2 separate regions of the Homo sapiens genome follow, and region 1 is linked to region 2. Evidence: read pairs that join two places in POLR2A ChIA-PET (ENCODE). Cell type or tissue: Caco-2. All regions are shown on one strand. Links, peaks and the distances in the headings refer to the core of each region. The heading gives the core; the rest is flanking DNA. Region 1 overlaps SH3BP5 (SH3 domain binding protein 5). Region 2 has its middle 52 kb from the start of RBSN.

Region 1 (8,869 bases), core at 2,900-6,899, 170 kb after region 2:
CTGTGATACTCTTGGTTAAAATGCACTACAAAAAAGCAGTATAGTCTTTAATGTTGGAAACATCTATGTGGCAATCGGCAGACTAAGTAACTCTCAAAGAGAAGGGCTGGGCAAAGTTACCTGGGCTGCCTGCCAAAGGATGAGGTTCAATAGAGGTTTAATTCATCCAGCCAAAACACACACACACACACACACACACACACACACACACCCCACTACGTTAAAGTCCCTACAACAAATGCTGACAAAGAAAAATAACAGCTCAAAATTAAAAGGCTACAGTCCACAGGGACCACATCTCTGTCAACCTGGGGATTTGAAGATTCTCATTAACCACAGGGATAGCAATGAATCCATCAACCCCCATAGCCTGTCTTCTTTTGAGATGACACCTCAGAGTCACAGGGTAGGCACCTTGAATACAGCTGGGGATACAGTCACATGATTTGTAGGAAAGTCGGCGTGTACTGCAATAGCAAGCACTTATGATCCTGCCATGGGTTTCAGCTGAGGGGCCAGAAGAGTTTGTATATTATCTTGTTGATATTTGTAGCTTAAAAGGAAGAAACGCCTAGGATTTTTTAAGGCAATACAGTCCATGTCAATATTAGACAGCTATTTCTATGTTCTAGCCAATGGCCAGAACATGTTTTGGCCACTAATAGCATTTTGCTAATGTGGTTACCATGAATGAAGTTGTGCAAGAACCTATACGTGCCCACATTTATTGATTTAGAAATGATGCTAACAGTCAAATACACAGAGTAACTAAGTTCAAATATCTAAATATTCTTAATATTTGGAATGTTTTCCATTATATCTTGATTTATTGTATTTTCTAAATAAGCATATATATGACGGTTTCTTGGCTGTAGAAGATCCTAAAGTGCCTTTATAGCACTTTTCATCCTTCCATGAATTACAACTAGAGTAGCTTAACAATACACTAATTCATCAAGCAAACCCACAACATCAGGTTTTATCTACAATTAAGGCAGGAACAACCAATCCAAGGTTTTTCCCATCAGCCTTCATAGTTCCTAAAATTCCTTCCAGAGAAATTCATTTATTTGGCTTATAAAGACTTTTTTTTTTTTTTACAACAGACTTCATTCCCCACCCCCATCCCATGAAAATTATAACAGATGGTCATTGTAAATATTTCAGAAAACACCAAGAAATGAAAACTAAAAATCACCAGCATCCTCAGCAGCTAGCAACAACTGGTAACATCTGAGGGTACATTTTTCTAGAGCCAGGCTTCTCAAACAATGTGGTGATGGATCTTCTCCCATCCAATCCACCGTAAATCAATATTTCTGTAGAATAAAAACAAACTAGGAAAGTAAAATGCCACCTGGATGTCACAACATCAAATTGCCAAAAAAAAAAAAAAAATCTAAAGTCTTACTCTCAATTTCTGTATTTACTTCACCATAACTGGTAACAAGCAGTTCACATTCTTTGGCCCACACAAGAATAACTATGTTAGGGCCAGGCACGGTGGCTCATGCCTATAATCCCAGTACTTTGGGAGGCCAAGGCAGGTGGATCATTTGAGGTCGGGAGTTCGAGATCAGCTTGACCTACATAGTGAAACCCCGTCTCTACTAAAATACAAAAATTAGCCAGGCATGGTGGTGGGCTCCTGTAATCCAGCTACTTGGGAGGCTGAGGCAGGAGAATCGCTTGAACCTGGGAGGTGGAGGTTGCAATGAGCCAAGATCATGCCACTGCAGTCCAGCCTGGGCAACACAGTGAGACTCCATCTCAAAAAAAAAAATAATAACTATGTTAGGCCTGTCTTCTCATATGCATATATTCTTTTACTATATATATGGTTCTAGATATGCTCTATATAGTTTTATATATATTTTATGTATAGTTTTTTTTCCCCCACTAAGTAGACCATGGCCATTTGTCCATATCCACACATCATCTTTTTTTAAAGTGAAAGGCCACTCTTAAAATGCTAACGCCCCCAAGCAAGGCAGAATCTTACATGTTCATGAGCCAACATGTGCCTAAGTGGACAGGTTCTGGGGAGGGAAAGGAGAACACAAGGTTGTGTTTTACCAGTGTCACAACTGTCCTCACGGTCAGTCTGTCCAAGAACAGCCTGGGAGGCCGGGTGTGGCGGCTCATGCCTGTAATCCCAACACTTTGGGAAGCCGAGGCAGGAGGACTGCTTGAGCCCAGGAGTTTGAGACCAGCCTGGGCAACAAGGAGAGACCCCATCTCTACAAAAACAAAAATTAGCCAGGCGTGGTGGCGCACTCCTGTAGTCCCAGCTACTTGGGAGACTGAGGTGGGAGGATCACTTGAGCCCAGGAGTTCGAGGCTCCAGGGAGCTATGATTGTGCCACTGCACCCTACCCTGGGCAACAGAGACCAACACTGTCTCAGGAAAAAACAAAAACAAAGCGGGAGGCCGGGCGCAGTAGCTCACGCCTGTAATACTAGCACTTTGGGAGGCTGCAGTAGGCGAATCATTTGAGGTCAGGAGTTGACCAGCCTGACCAACATGGCAAAACCCGGTCTCTACCAAAAACACAAAAATTAGCCGGGTGTGGTGGCACATGCCTGTAATCCCAGCTACTCGGGAGGCTAAGGCACGAAAATCGCTTGAACCTGGGAGGCAGTGGTTGCAGTGGCAGAGATCACATCATTGCACTCCGGTTTTTGAGACCCTGTCTCAAATAAATAAATAAATAAATAAATAAATAAATAAATAAAGCAGGGCTCACTCAGGGAAACTAATTTTCACATTACAGCAGGCAGGCCACAGCGCAACGCCCTGCTGATCCAGTGACTACAAAGTCCATCCCGCTGTAATCCTGGCCTGTATGAGCCCTCCCTCTGACCCCCTTCCCAGTGCCAATCTGACAAAGAAAGGTCATGGCAGGACCTGGGGGAAGAGAACAACAGAGCCACTGCCAGGCCCCATGGCCAGTTTGGCCCCAGTGGACATCTCATTGGAACCTTCTCTGTTTGCAGCGCCCAGCGGGTCTCAGCCCTCCCTGCCAGCCAAGCACACAGGGGGCCCTCTTGTCCACTCAGGCTGGGCAGCTCTCAAAGCACTCTCTCACACAGCATCCCTTACCATCCTCCAGGCTACCCAGGGATGTAGGCAAGAATTGCAGCCCCCAGATTCAAAGACAAAGAGACTGAGGCTTCCATGTGCCAAGTATCCCTAGAAGTCAGCAGACCTCTGATTTCAGCCTGTATCACCTGATGTCAAGACAGCTGTCTTCCCTCCACCTGCCCTTCCCCACGGCTTTGGGTTTTGGTTATTTCACAGCAAAAACTGAGACACAATCCCATTTTAAAGAAGAAGAAATTGAGGCACAGAAATTACATAATCTGCCAGAGGTCCCACAGCTATGAAGAGGGAGCTGGGATTCAATGCCAGGCGGTCTGGCTCCAGAGGCCAAGCTTTGCCGGCTGTCCTATAGCTAAGTCACTCTACAAGTTTCAAATGTTTCTCCACTCACCTACTTCCCCAAAGGGAAATAAGCAGTATGGGGGGACCACTGAAGCCCAAGGCCTTCAGTACCACCATTCTGATGGCCAAACTTCAAGTCAGAGCTATGGGGGCAGTGCAGCAGCCCTGGCTCAGGCTACCCTGAAGAGACGCAAAGACCACACATGTGTTTTTTCTTTATAATCAACCAATCACCAAAGGTCCTGTTAACACTCCACCTCTCCCCACCCCAACCTTCCTCAACCTGCAGACAATGTCTGTACCGTCAGCTCTCTTCCTCCTCCACTTTAAGGCTGATGTTATCTCTTCAGACTATCTGGGGTCTGCAGGCCTCAACTCTGATGCCCCCTATTTCAACAAAGCTTTGGCCTCTCAAAGGGCCCTGAGTGACTCTCCTAGAATCCCCCTCACCCCACTACAATTGCTTGCTTGAATCCAGGAGACGGCAAGCTCCATGAGGCAGGGACGTGCCTGATTATTTGTTGACCACCCTGGTCCCCAGTGCCCCACACAGGATTTGCTGCAGGAAGGCCTCCAGGCCAATGTTTACTTCAACCAGATCTCACCTGTGTACAAGAAGGTCAGGGGTGTAGGGGCTCTGCCAGCTTAGACCGGGCAGCCTGCCACCAGGCCTGGAATCTGGTGCAGCTTCAAGAAACAGTTACTCCTCCCTCCCCCGGTCTATCTATGCTTCAAACATTCCCTAGCAGTTTCTTCGAAGCACAACTGAGTCTTACAGGACCTAGTCCCTAGTGCATTCCACCCACACGTTTTAATGGAGAAAGTGCTGGGACGTATCACTGTCCTTTGATAGAGGAATTTTTCTCCTGATTTGTGCTAATAATTCATGAGGGAGGGGCCGGGCAGCTTCCAGTTTACTCTCACCTCCAAGTTTCTAAGCTCAAAACAGAGTTTTTGTTTGTACCATTGCTCCTTGGGTCCAAAAAAAAAAAAAAAAAGTTTTAAGAGAAAACATTTGCTGGTTTTCAGAGGGAGGAAAGGCAGAGATAATGAGTGCTGGCTTAAGCATGTTTGAGGAACACAGATACTCAGAAACAAAGATTTTTCAAACCACCCTGCAAGTATAAGCAGAAACTATTCCCACCTGACCTGAGCAATGAGGAAAAGGACGGACCCCTTCACAGCCCTGGAACAGCCCACTTTCAGAGCAAGCACGGGAAATGATGAAAACATTACAAATTGTGCTTAAAACCACATAAACATGGGCATAAAATATTACAAATCTTTATTCTGATTAGACTTAGAAATTCTCAGTGTGGCTTCTGTTTTAACAAACATTTGAAAAGAGACAGACCTATAAAATAGGCATTTAAAAATTACATCAGCATATTGAGTTTTACTATCTCACCTAGCAGGGCTGTCGCACACCTGAATGACCCATTTATCTCTGACTCACTGCCTCCTCTTCCATCCATTACTCGCCCATGCCTGGCACAAGGCCCCCTTGCTGGCCCTCAGCTAAGCCAGGCTTAGCCCTGATGCGCCCTCCAGCTGGAATGTTCTTCCCCCACATGGCCTGAGGCTTGCTCACTCTCTCCAGACAATACTGCATTCCTCTCCCTCCCCTTGCCTCCAAACACCCACCAGCTGAGTCCCCTTCCAGCTCTTTGCCTCCTTTGTATACATCAGATAACCTACCATGTGTATTTTAACTTTTTATTGCGTTTTCCACCCCCTCTGCAATGTAAGCCTCAGAAAAGCAGGGACTTCTGTCCATTCTCTTCACTGCTCTGTCCCCATCACCGAAAATTGCCCCCATCACGTAGTAGGTGCTCAATAAATACTTAGTGAATTAAAAAGCTGGTCAGGCGCAGTGGCTCACACCTGTAATCCCAGCATTTTGTGAGGCCAAGGGAGGCAGATCGCTCTCAGCTCCAGAGTTTGAAACCGGCCTGGCCAACATTGCAAAACCCATCTTTCCTAAAAATACAAAAATTAGCCAGCGTGGTGGTGTGAGCCTTTGGTCCTGGCTACTTGGGAGGCTGAAGCTGGAGAATCGCTTGAACCCGGGAGGCTGAGGCTGCAGTGAGCCGAGATTGTGACACTGCACTCCAGCCTGAGTGACAGAGCAAGACCCTGTCTCAATAAATAAATAAAGCTGACTGATCAATGGATCTGTGGGAAAATGCTTATTTTCCTAACTTAAAACATCAGGCTTATATCCAAGGGCTCTCTGGTTAAAAGGTTCCTCCTTTTACAGCTTGAAAAGGTTGGCTTTTGCTGATATAAATCAGCATGCAAAGGGGACCCAGCACTGTTCAAATAAGGTCAGAGGCAAACCCAGGTTGCAGGAAGAGACAGACATCCAAGTGACACGGCAGATGGCTGGCATCCAGAGGCCCTTTTGCAATCTGGAATTTAAATGGCCAAGACAAGAAATGGGATGTTAAATGTGGGCCTCAGGAGCAACACCTCAGTCTCCAGCTACCCACAGACAACTGCACCACAGCGTGAGAGCACGTTAGCAGCTACCAGAAGCCTGGTCACCAATTCAGGTTCATCAGACAAAAATCACGAGAGGTGCCGAACGCCCCAGATCGCAATCAAAAGGCAATGGGAAAGGAAATGTGGACAGCAGAATACCTTCCCCTGGGGGCCCTGAAAGTAGACTATCTCATTATTTGCCAATTCCATACTTGTGAATTCGTCTACTCGCTAAAATTTATATGTAACCCCAAAATCAATACACGCAGCCCTTTCAGGTTCATTCACCGACATACACAGGAGCGACGTTCTGCCTCCTGCTTTCAGTGCCCATCCTGTAAACAAGTGTCCTTTTCATGGTCTACTTAGTGCCATGTCTTTCACACTTTTGTGCTTTCTTTGGTGATTTTGCTGTTAAAATGGCCCATAAGGGAAGTGCAGAAGTGCTGTCTAGTGAGCTTTCCTGAGCACGAGCAGGCTGTGATGTGGCTTACAGAGCAAATACATGTTAGGTGAGTGGCCCTGAGTTCAATGCTAATGAATCAATAGTATATAGTAAATAAAGTGTCTTTTAATGGAAACTGAAAAGATTAATATTGATCAGTTGATGAAAATGTGACCACAGGCTTGCTCCAAGCCCTGCATTTTCCCTACAACAATGGTTCCGTATTCACTAATTCAGTGTTCACAACTTTATGGAATACAAGTACCACAAAAACAAGACTGGGCACGGTGGCTCACACCTGTAATCCCAGCACTTTGGGAGGCTGAGACAGCAGTGGCGGTGGGGAGGGGGGTAGCGACGACACGAGATCCGGAGTTCAAGACCAGCCAGTTCGAGACCAGCCTGGCCAACATGGTGAAACCCCATCTCTACTAAAAATACAAAAATTAGCCAGGCATGGTGGCGCACGCCTGTAATCCCAGCTACTCGGGAGGCTGAGGCAGGAGACTGGCTTGAACCCGGGAGGCAGAGGTTGCAGTGAGCCGAGATCACGCCATTGCACTCCAGCCTGGGCGACAGCGTGAGACTCCGTCTCAGGAAAAAAAAAACAAAACAAAACACTTGACTGTATATTAAAATGGCTCATTTTCCTGCCCCCATCCTTGGGCATACTCCCCTTGACCACCCCAGTGGCTCACTCCACCTGTTCTTCTGCAAACAGAGGCTCCCCTGCAGGCATCTGCTCAGGTGTCCTCCAGCAGCGCCCCTCCAGTGTCTCTGTCACACTTCTTACTGTAGCTATTACCACCAGTAATTATTACCCCCGCTCTGCTACTCACCCCAACCAAAAACGTAAACTCCTGGAGGGCAAGGTCTTTGTCTTGTTCACCCACATAAATGCAGTGGCCAACAGTGTCTGACAAGCAGTTGGTGCCCAGCATGAAGGGTGAAATCCCACCTGGCTCCTTTGTGACAGAAAACACCTATTAAACCTATGCCTCCCAGTGCCAAATGTAGCTAACACTTGAAACGTGTCTAGTCTCAACTGAAATGTGCCCTAAGTGTAAAATATGCCAAAGATCTTAAAGACTTAGTACAAAAATATATGTAAAATATCAGTAATTTTTTAATAGCAAGTCCACGTTGAAATTGTACTGTCTTGGATATTCCGGGTTAAACAAAATATTTAAATTCATTTCAGCTGTTTCTTTTTCGTTTTTAATGCGTCTACTAGGGAGTTTTTAATTGCTTATGTAGCCTGTATTATATTTCTATGAGTCAGTCTTGGTTATAATACCGTGAAAAGGCCAGCCAGCAACCCAGCCCAGCCCTGGCCACCCCCCTCACACCCTCCAGTTCGCCTCTCACACGGTTCCAAATGCTCTCCAGAGCCAGGCAGGAAACACCTGTCTGGTGGCTTCCTGTGACACACAAATACCTAAGTGTATTCAGAAATGGGATTCAGAAGTAAGGGCTAAAAAGAGTTTAACAGATTAACCAATTTCACCCCAAGAAAGTAAGCACACTTGGGGCTGAGATGTGGGCCATCTTGTTCATTACCCAGAACAGTGGCCGGCACATAGTAGGCGAGCAACTAGAATCAATCAATGCTTTTAAAAAAAAAAAAAAAAGACTATTTCCAGGATGGGTATGGCAACTCATGCCTGTGATCCCAGCACTTTGGGAGGCCAAGGTGGGAGGATCACTTTGAGGCCTGGAGTTCAAGACCAGCCTGGTCAACAGAGCTAGATCCCATCTTTACAAAAAAGCTTAAAGATATGAAAAATTAGCCAGGTATGGTGGCATGCACCTGTAGTCTCAGCTACTGGGGAGGATGATGCAGGAGGGTTGCCTGAACCCAGGAGTTTGAGGTTGCAGTGAGCTGTGATTGCACCACTGCACTGGGATAATAGAATGCAGGAACTGGAGGAGATCTGGAAAATGCCTGGGAGTATAAGATGGGAGCCCTGCCTCTGAGGCGTCATAGTACCAGAAGATGCTGAGCCTCTGAGTCCTGATCTGGAAAGTAAATAGTCCCTACCCTCCTAGCTCTCCAGGCCAGAACATTCTATGATGACAGCAGTTTAATACAGTGGCAACTGGACTGTTTAATATAGTGGCAACTGGGCTCTTGAAACGTGGCTATTGTGACTGAGAAATGGAATTTTTAGTCTTACTTAATTTTAATTAAACTCATTAGCCAGGCATGGTGGTGCACACCTGTAATCCCAGCTACTCAGGAAGCTGAGGAATGAGAATCACTTGAGCCCAGGAGGTGGAAGTTGCAGTGAGCAGACATCACACCACTGCACCCCAGCCTGGGCGACAGAGTAAGACTCTGTCTCAAAAAAAAAAAAATTTTAATTAAATTCAAATAGCCATACGTTGCACATGGCTACCATATGGGACAGCATAGCTCTAGGCTGGTGTGACAGGATGGAATGAGCTAAAACGTGTAAAAAACACTCTGGAAATGCTAAAGCCCTATAGGAATG
Region 2 (8,869 bases), core at 2,701-6,700:
ATTGTGCCCCTGGTTTATTGAGACTAGAGAATGGGGATGACTTTTACCAAGTATATTGCTTGCAAACATTTTGTTAACAAGGCACGTCCTGCACAGCCCTACATCCCTTAAACCTTGATTTCATACAACACATGTTTTTTGAGCTCCAGGTTGGGTCAAAGTGGTTGGGGCAAAGTGGCTGGGGCAAAGCTACAGCCAATTCAAGCCAGCAATAAGGACCTTCAAAATGACCAAAATATGACTTGGTCCTTACCGTTGCTTTTACAACCTCAAAATCCTGCTCAGGTCACCTGCAAGGCACTCAGATTGTTAATCCATCAACTGCTCATAGAGATGACTCCAAACCACACAAACCCAAACTATCTGCATTTTTTAATCAATTCAGTTAAGCCTTATGGGCAAAACTTCAGAATTCAAGTAAAACAGAAGGTCTGTCTGAACATTTTCTTCAGTCAGCTGAAATTGGATGGAGGTTTCGTTGTGGTCCCTCAAGGAATAAACCATTATTTGACCCTTTCTCTTCCAGGTGAATTCTTACCCATTCCTAAGGTATAAGTCCTGTGTCACCTCCTCTCCTGAGAAGCTTTTTCTGTTGACCCCACCCAACTGTCCCTTCAGTCTCCTTGTAGTATTTGGAGGATACAAATCAGCACATATCATAGTGAAATGTGGTTTTACACATCAGAATCTCCTGCTATATTGTGAGGTTCATGGAGACAAAGACAATGTCTCATTTCTTTATTGCTGCATTTCTAGCCCCAAACACAGCATCTGATATCATACAATAGACATCCAACCAGGATTTGAAGAATGACTTACTGAATTATATTAATAAATATAACCTTTTCATCTAGGTGTTAGATTAGGAAGGGAATGGTAGATATCATGCCTTTTGCCAAGTTGATTAAATATTAATTGGAAAGTACTGCACGTCACATGAGCTTTAATCAAAAGACAATCTACATTTGTAACATCTAACTTTGACTTAATTAGGTTGATAACTACATATGCTATTCAGGACAGTAAAAAGACATGAGAAAATGAGAAGAACTATGGATCTAGAATGAAAGGGCGTGTATTTGAGTCCTAGTTCTGCTTCCAGCCTGTTGTGTGAGCTAAGACAAAAGCACAAGATCACAAGATGCCATGAATCACAATTTTCACCATTTATAAATGTGAATCTAGATAATACTGACTCTAGTCATCTCATAGGATTGTTGTATTGAATGTATAAGATGCTGTATTGGAAATAATTCACAAAGTATATGGATTGAACAAATGAGGTGTTTTATACTTAGCAATAGATAACAAGAAAAGCATAGGTTCTGGCATCAGATAGACAGTTTTGGACACATCTCCAACCCTCTCCAACCTTAACAAGTCACTTACTCTCTCTGAGTTTCTACTTTTGCATCTATAGAACGAAAGTATTAACACATACTAGCAGGGTTGTGATGAAGATTAAATGTGATAATACATACAAAATGCCTAATGCAGGGCTTCACACACAGTAGATGCTAAATAAATGTCTGTTTTCCTCCGTTCTTCCTAGTCTATTTGTATTTTTAGCTTCAATGTGTGGTGTTTAAGCTTCATCTGGAAAATGCGATCCTAAAATATCTACTGTACTATATTGCAATATATAGTGCTATCAGTTGTGAATAATTGGTTGTTGTGTTTATTAGAAAATAGTTGATATATACAAAACAAATGTTCTTGATAAAAGCAGAGACATCAAGGAAAATTTTATTTTTTAACAAAACTAAAAATAAACCCACTCGGCATGACTACTATTTAAAAAAAAAAAAAAGGAAAATAGCAAGTGTTGGCAAGGATGTGGAGAAATTGGAACCTTTGTCCACTGTTGGTGGGAATGTAAAATGGTGTAGCTGCTGTGGAAAACAGTATTTCTAATTCAAATATTAAGCTCTATAATGTTTAAAAATTGGTCTCTCATCTACTCACAGTATTTGCTTAAAGCTATAAATAATAGCTATGATTTAATGGAAAGACTAACACCACTAAAAGGTTTTCAAATGCTTGGCTATTTTATGACAAATGGGAATAATAATAATAACATATATACATATATACACATAATAATAATATGTATATATGTTATTATTATATTTATATATGTTATTACATATATATATATAGAGAGAGAGAGGAAACTAAGAATGTTTAGCCCTGTGTCTGGCATATATAAAACTGTCAACAAATGTTAGATGTTTTTGTTACTATAAAGTTATGTAAATATTTTTTGTGACCTTAGAAAATCTGACTTTGTTCCATAAGTAAGGTTTTGCTGTGTAACCAATGCGTAAGTTATTATTTAACCACACATTCATAACATATATATTTTTTAAATATCTAGAATTTGGGAGTCTGACAGATTGCATTTTCCAAAGCCAGAAAACAATATCTCCCATTCCACATGCTCTGTGACCATGCCCCTCCTCCATGCTGGGGAGGAGTCAAAGTCTCCTCCTCTTGAATCTGGTCTGGACTTAGTGACTGGCTTGCAACCAACAGCATGAGAAAGCCATGTTACAGCCTGACTTCTGAGGCTGGGTCATGAGCCTTGCAGCTTCAGCCTTGGCCTCTTGGAGCACTCACTCTCAGGACAGACCCTCCCTGCTGGAGTACTTCCTGTCGGTTCCAGCTCCACCTGTCCTTGTGCAGTTCCAGCTAAGACGCCAGAGCAGCAGACATGTGAGAAGGGGCAGTGGGTCCTCCAACTCCTGCTTCTAGAGCCCAGACGGTCTAGTCTGAGACTAGTCAACCCAGCTGAGACCCCAGGCATGGAAGAAAGAGGCCCCTCTTTTGCTTCTTTTTCAGTGTCCCTACCCACGGAGTCTGTGAACATAATAAAATGATTATTTTACACAACTAAGTTGTGAGAGCTGTGGGGGACAGTGGGACTGTAAGTTATGGGTAACTGGAACAATGATTTAGTTATTTGTTCTTGTACACTTTCAACTTGAACTTCCAAATTTATGGGCCCCATTCTGAAACTGGTCTACATCTGCACAGAGATGTCTCTGCTGTTGAGTAGACCAATCTGACCAGCTTTTCAAGCCAACAACATTAAAAGCCATTCAGAGGACAACACATTGTGAAGTCGCCTTCTCTTGTGAGAAATGCATTAAAAAGAAACTAAGACCTACTAGAGTTGTTCTGTCAAATACAGGGGCTATTGAGCACTTGAAATGTGTCTGGTCCAAACTGAGATGTGCCTTCAGTGTAAAGTAACATTTAGAAGATAGTGTATAGAAAGAGTAAGATGTCTTATTAATTTTTATATTAATTACTAATGAAATGATAATATTTTAGATATATTGAGATAAATAAAATATATTATTAAAATTAACTTCACCTGTTTCTTTTTACTTTCTTTAAGATAGCTGCTATAAAATTTAAAATTATAAATGTCACTTGCACTATATTTCTAGCCCTGTACTAAAGGGTCTTTACAAAATATCTTGGTTTTATAATGTTGGCACAGTAAAGAAGGGGGACAAAACCATCTTTCACTCCAGACAGACAAGAATTTGCTTTATCCTGTTTGTCTGAAATTGGAGTCAATGGTCCTAATGGGTGGGATAGACCTTATGTCATTCTCCTAACATTGACTGGGCTCATTGAACCACAGACCAGGCAGAAAAAATAAAATAACACTTAAAGGACATTTTAAAACATAATAAAAATGGGAAGGAATATTTTCATTATTTCTAAATAAAATAGCAAAAATCCATCAATCATGTTCCTGAATGAATTTCTAACACCTAAGACTGTGCTTACTGAGGAAAAATAAATAGAAAAGTTGAGCAATTATCTTGTAAACGTAAAGAAATGTGACTCCATCTCAAAACAAAAAACAAAAAAACAAGAAATAGATGAGCTTACATGGGTCTCAGCAGCTACATTTTCCTCTGATTTCTGCTTATTTTCCAACACCCTAAATGTTCAGAATAATAAAACAATGTGCCACTCTAAGTGGAGCAATGACAACATAGATACCAATGGTTCAGAAAGCATGGTCAAAGGGCCCCTCGTGTTTCCAAGATCCTTTTGGGAGGGTCACAAAGTTAAAGTTATTTTTCCAATTACACCAAAATGTCTTTTTTTTTTTTTTTCATTCTTATTCTCTCCCAAGTTGTGGTAAAGTTATCAAGAAGCCACATGGCAAGTGACATCACCACAGACTGAATACAGAGACAGATTGGAAATCCAGCTGCCTTCCAGTAAGCTAAATATGCTAAACAATGCTACTTTCTCACTAATATTTTTTGTTTGGGAAAATACAGTTATTTTTCATAAAGAAATATGTCATGAATGTTAACTTTAGTGAGTTTATTGTTGTTATTTTGAAATAAGATAAACAATTTTTAATATTCTTAGTTCTAATTTCTAATTTGGTAAATAATAATACATGGAAACCACATAAACAAAAGCTCTTCAAGGTTCCCAATAATCTTTTAAGAGTGTAAAGGTTGAGAGGTGCAGGAAATTGAGAGATTTTGGTTAAAAGGTACAATCTTTCAGTTATAAGTGAGTAAGTTCAGGAGTTCTAATGTACAAGATGGTAATTATAGTTAATAGCACTATATAATATACTAGAAATTTGCTAAAAGAGTAGATGTTAAATGTTCTCGCCACATACAAAAAAATGGTAACTATATGAGGTGATGGACATATTAACTGACTTGATTCTAGTATCATTTCACAATGTATACATATATATCAACTCATTATATTGTACATCTCAAATTATACAATTCTATTTGTCAATTATACCCCAATAAAGTTGGGGTGGGGGGAAGAATATAATGTTATCCTTAGGCCAAAATGTTTGAGAACCAGTGGTATATACATGAATCAACCTTAAAATAGGCACCAGTGGGGCAAAGTGGTTTTCCATAATTTAAAATTAACTAAAAACCATGGGATTTAAAAATCCTTCTGGCATTTGTATTATGTAATAAAGATGGTCCCTATCACATCCCAGTCCCCTAGCTCACAATTCTCTCTATAATATACATTTTCTCCACAGACAATGACATGACTAATAGATAACTTCTGTTTGCCCAGCATATCCCCAGGGGTGTGTCCAGAGTTATGTGCAAGCCATTGGTGGCTAACTATAACTCCCACATTCTCAGCCACATAGGGAAGCATCTGAATGACCTGTAGTAAGAATAGTCTTAGATTCTCTTCAGTTATTTTGTTAACCATTTACAAATATAGATAGCTTAGTAATAGTAACAAATTGTCTGCAATTTAGCTCATGATTAACAACTACTTTGACATCCCTGCACACTAGACACAGACCACATTTTCAGTTAGTTCAAATTCACTGATTAAAAAATAAAACAGCCATAATGAATCATTAATGCATTCCAGAAACTGTATCTTTAAAAAGCAGATCTGCCTGGCATTTATTATAATAAATGTCTATTTTATATATACATTTTTGACCTACTTTAAGTGGCATAGATGAGAAAAACTTTCATGACTTAGGTGCAATTAAATATTGCTAACATTTGATCCATTTTGCCATGTTCTTTTAAAGTAAAGAAATAACATTCAGTACTTACATATCTGCCTTCCTCACCAGGATGACCGGGTAACCCATCAAAACCCTTCTCTCCCTGAGAAGACAAGAAATCAAAATAAATAACTTGGCCTCTAAATTATTTATTTCTCAAATCTATATGAAATAAAAATTATTACTAATAGATACCCTTGTCTCACGGAGTTGTCATTTTATGGAGAATGTACTGAATATCAGGCACAATGTGCAGAGATGTACAGAAACAAATATTCTTGTCCAGTGTTACAGTGAAAACATGCATACCTGTTTGTCTTAATAGTATATCAAACTATTCTTATTTTCCAAAATACCTTCTTAAGTCATTCTCTTGTAAAAATCCAAATCAAGACTAGTTTCTAGTTAAAAGCTTAAGGAAAACTGTTACTCTTAAAGAAGCTTTCAACCTTGTTTTACAAAACATCAGTAAGCAAAGCTCTTCCTGCCTATCTTATTCATGAGAAATGGTTGTTTATTTCTGTATGACTCAACTGTCCAGTTTTGTTTTGTCCTTTTACTACTTCTTACACACCGAAACACACAAACCATTTCCTCTCAAGGAAGTTTGGCTTGCCATGTTATAGTCAGATGTGTTTATTTAGTCTAAAAGCTGGTCAGTAAGACTTGGAAGGCATATTTTATTTGTGATCAACAAAGATATAAAAGTCATTATGACCATCTACTGAATTCTTGCAAACAGAAACAGCAGAGAAGTCAAAAATTTAAAATACTCCCATCTTTGGCCTTAGAGGCACCGGCACAAGCTGCAAAGAAACGTATCAAGAAGCTCCTAAACCTGATTTTCTGATTCTCCAATCTGTTAATGAATAACAACATGACAGGGAAAAGTCTAATGCTAAGGCATGATTACAATTTATTTTTCAAACAGTAATTATAAACTTTATACTATTCTAAATTTAAAAGATTGATCTGCAAAGCCCTGAAGAGCTCATTCCAACAACCTCATGGAAAATCTTCCAAAGAGAACATGTAAAAAGATGACACAAAGCCAGCGGGTGTAATTTAACCTTACCTGTGTGTCTGTGATTATACCCTCATTATAAAGCTTCAATCCCTGTGATAATGGAACCTTGCCAGCCCTGAATATCTGAGGACCATTTCTAATGAGATACTCTCCCTTAGAAGTGTTAGGTAGTAATTTTCCTATTGGTTAACCTAGAATTAACAGAGATGCAACTCTTTTCTCAGAGTTTGATGCTGTAGAAAAGAATGTTAGATGGGAGAGAGGCATTTACTACTATAAAGAAAGCAGATGTTGGACAAGTGAAAATACGGTAGATAAGTGAAAACTTCTGTGCAGTGGCAGAATTTGTGACATTATTTGTCAAATGAGCACAAGAAGGTAGCATAATATGGTGGAAATCATGTGGGACTTAGAGTTAGGGAGACATAGGGGCTTAACTCCCAAATGCATCTTCATAATGATGCAATTTTGGGAAAGTGATGTCACCTCTCTGAGCCTCAATTTCACACATGTAAAATAACATCTACAGAAAGTGTTTGTTAGGGGGGTAAAATTAGAAAATGCTGTTAAATACATAACACAGTCTGGTATGTAGCGGGTACTGAAATATCGTCTCTCTCCTTCCCCCTATCCACACCTGACAAATTCTTACCTTCCTCCCAGAACTCCCATAATCACCTCTGTACCCATCTTCTCCAAAACACTTTGCATATATATTGCAGCATGTTCTTTCCACAATTGTATCCTGAAAAACAGATCCATATCACATACGATTTTCTCATCTGTGTTAGTCTATATCACATTACACACTAAGAAGACAAAATTCTCTCAATGTTTTTAAAATTATTATAATTAATAGAACTCAGCAAAGGATGGCATTTTTAAAAAGTACTTACAAGTTGCTTCAGTAAGACGCTTGGGAGGGATCGCAGTTTGATGCTCAGAGGTTGCTTATATGCAAACCCTCTGCCAAATTCCAGCTCCTGGAGCTCTTCTAATTTATGGACAACTTCCAGGCCAATGATTAGGAGTCCAGAGAATCCTTCACAATTTCAACAGGTGGGAGATTACTTTCATGTCTTTTGAATGGTCTTTGTCTCAGCCCCACATATTCATCCATCATTCCACCATTACCATAGCCTTCACCTGTCTTGTCTCAAACTGCATTTTGTTACAATTAAAACTAGTTTGTGGCATGCCTTCTTGAAGAATTTGTCTGATACCTTTCAATCCCACCAGCTGAAAGTTGAACAGAACCACAAAGGACTCTCATAGCTCTCTTATAGCCCCCATTTTGTCATTTCACAGACGGTTTTCAGCCCTCGTTGTATTAAATTAGATCCTTCTAAGCCTATCCCTGAAGTTGACTTTTGGTTTACACTTAGGAATTGTGGCAGTCACTGTGGCTGTTCACAGATGTTCTGGCTCCCCTTCTTAAGGGCACATGATAGGATCGCATGTCTTCAGTCAGGTTATAAACACTCATTGAGGCTCAATTCCTTACCTGTAAAGTATTATCTATCTCATGAAAGTTAGAAGTGACCATATGGCTTGCTCTAGCTAATTAAATGTGAGCAGAAGTGACATGTGTTAATCCCCAGGAGAAATTTTAAGAGTAGTGCACAATTTGCCCCATTTCCTTTCCCTTGCCACAGCAATTACAAAAACAGCTGTTGGGATAGACCCTCCTTCAGCCTGGGTTCTTGAATGGTGAGCAGGAGGCAAAGATGAATCACTTCTTGCTACTTTAAGTCACTGAGGTTTGGAGGTTGTTATTGCTGCATAATCTAGCCTATCCTACCAACGCAGGCATTAAGAGATCATCTGGATTTGTCCACAGAACAAAAATACAAATGAACAAGGGTATTTTGGTAATTCAACTAGAAATCACCTTGTTTGTCGAATTTCAAAACAAATATTACTGTTAATAGTTTGAACAGTAAATTCTTGGCACATACATGCCAATCAGCTTTTTGCTATGGTAAACAAGCTGCTTGAGAACTGTGTGGTTAAAAGTTGTGTACATATTCTTAATTATTCCTTAAAACTAAATTCTTTGAAATGGAATTTCTGATCTAGCATAGCATGTAAGCCAAGTTTAGTCTCTTGTTACATACTCTCAAATCCCCTCCAGAAAACATGCAAGAATTTAAACTTCCAGTGGCGATCTATGTAGTGAATTAAGATGGGAGTAAGGTGTCATAAAAAGATATTCTAGCACATGATTAACCAATGGAAAACATTGTCCCCAGCAAAATATGTTGAATAGACTCGACTGAAGAGGAAAAGAG

What was found. Peaks named below come from ENCODE experiments on the same cell type or tissue, not always from the same donor. Only the 100,000 strongest peaks of a DNase experiment are listed, where the experiment ranks them.
Region 1: POLR2A ChIA-PET joins it to region 2 with 9 read pairs; 2 of 35 experiments call an interaction of 5 or more read pairs at or near these places.

Annotation. Positions count from the first base shown.
Region 1 is chr3:15,320,431-15,329,299 of GRCh38, forward strand. All of the region lies in intron 2 of SH3BP5 (SH3 domain binding protein 5), which reads right to left. Among named protein-coding and RNA genes, the nearest start is that of SH3BP5, 7.7 kb to the right of the region's middle. RefSeq lists an enhancer at 7,641-7,830. In Caco-2, for the core only: no CTCF peak of the experiment used is centred there; a DNase peak (open chromatin) is centred at 5,011.
Region 2 is chr3:15,146,233-15,155,101 of GRCh38, forward strand. No RefSeq gene overlaps it. Among named protein-coding and RNA genes, the nearest start is that of RBSN, 52 kb to the left of the region's middle. RefSeq lists a silencer at 8,856-8,869. In Caco-2, for the core only: no CTCF peak of the experiment used is centred there; a DNase peak (open chromatin) is centred at 5,129.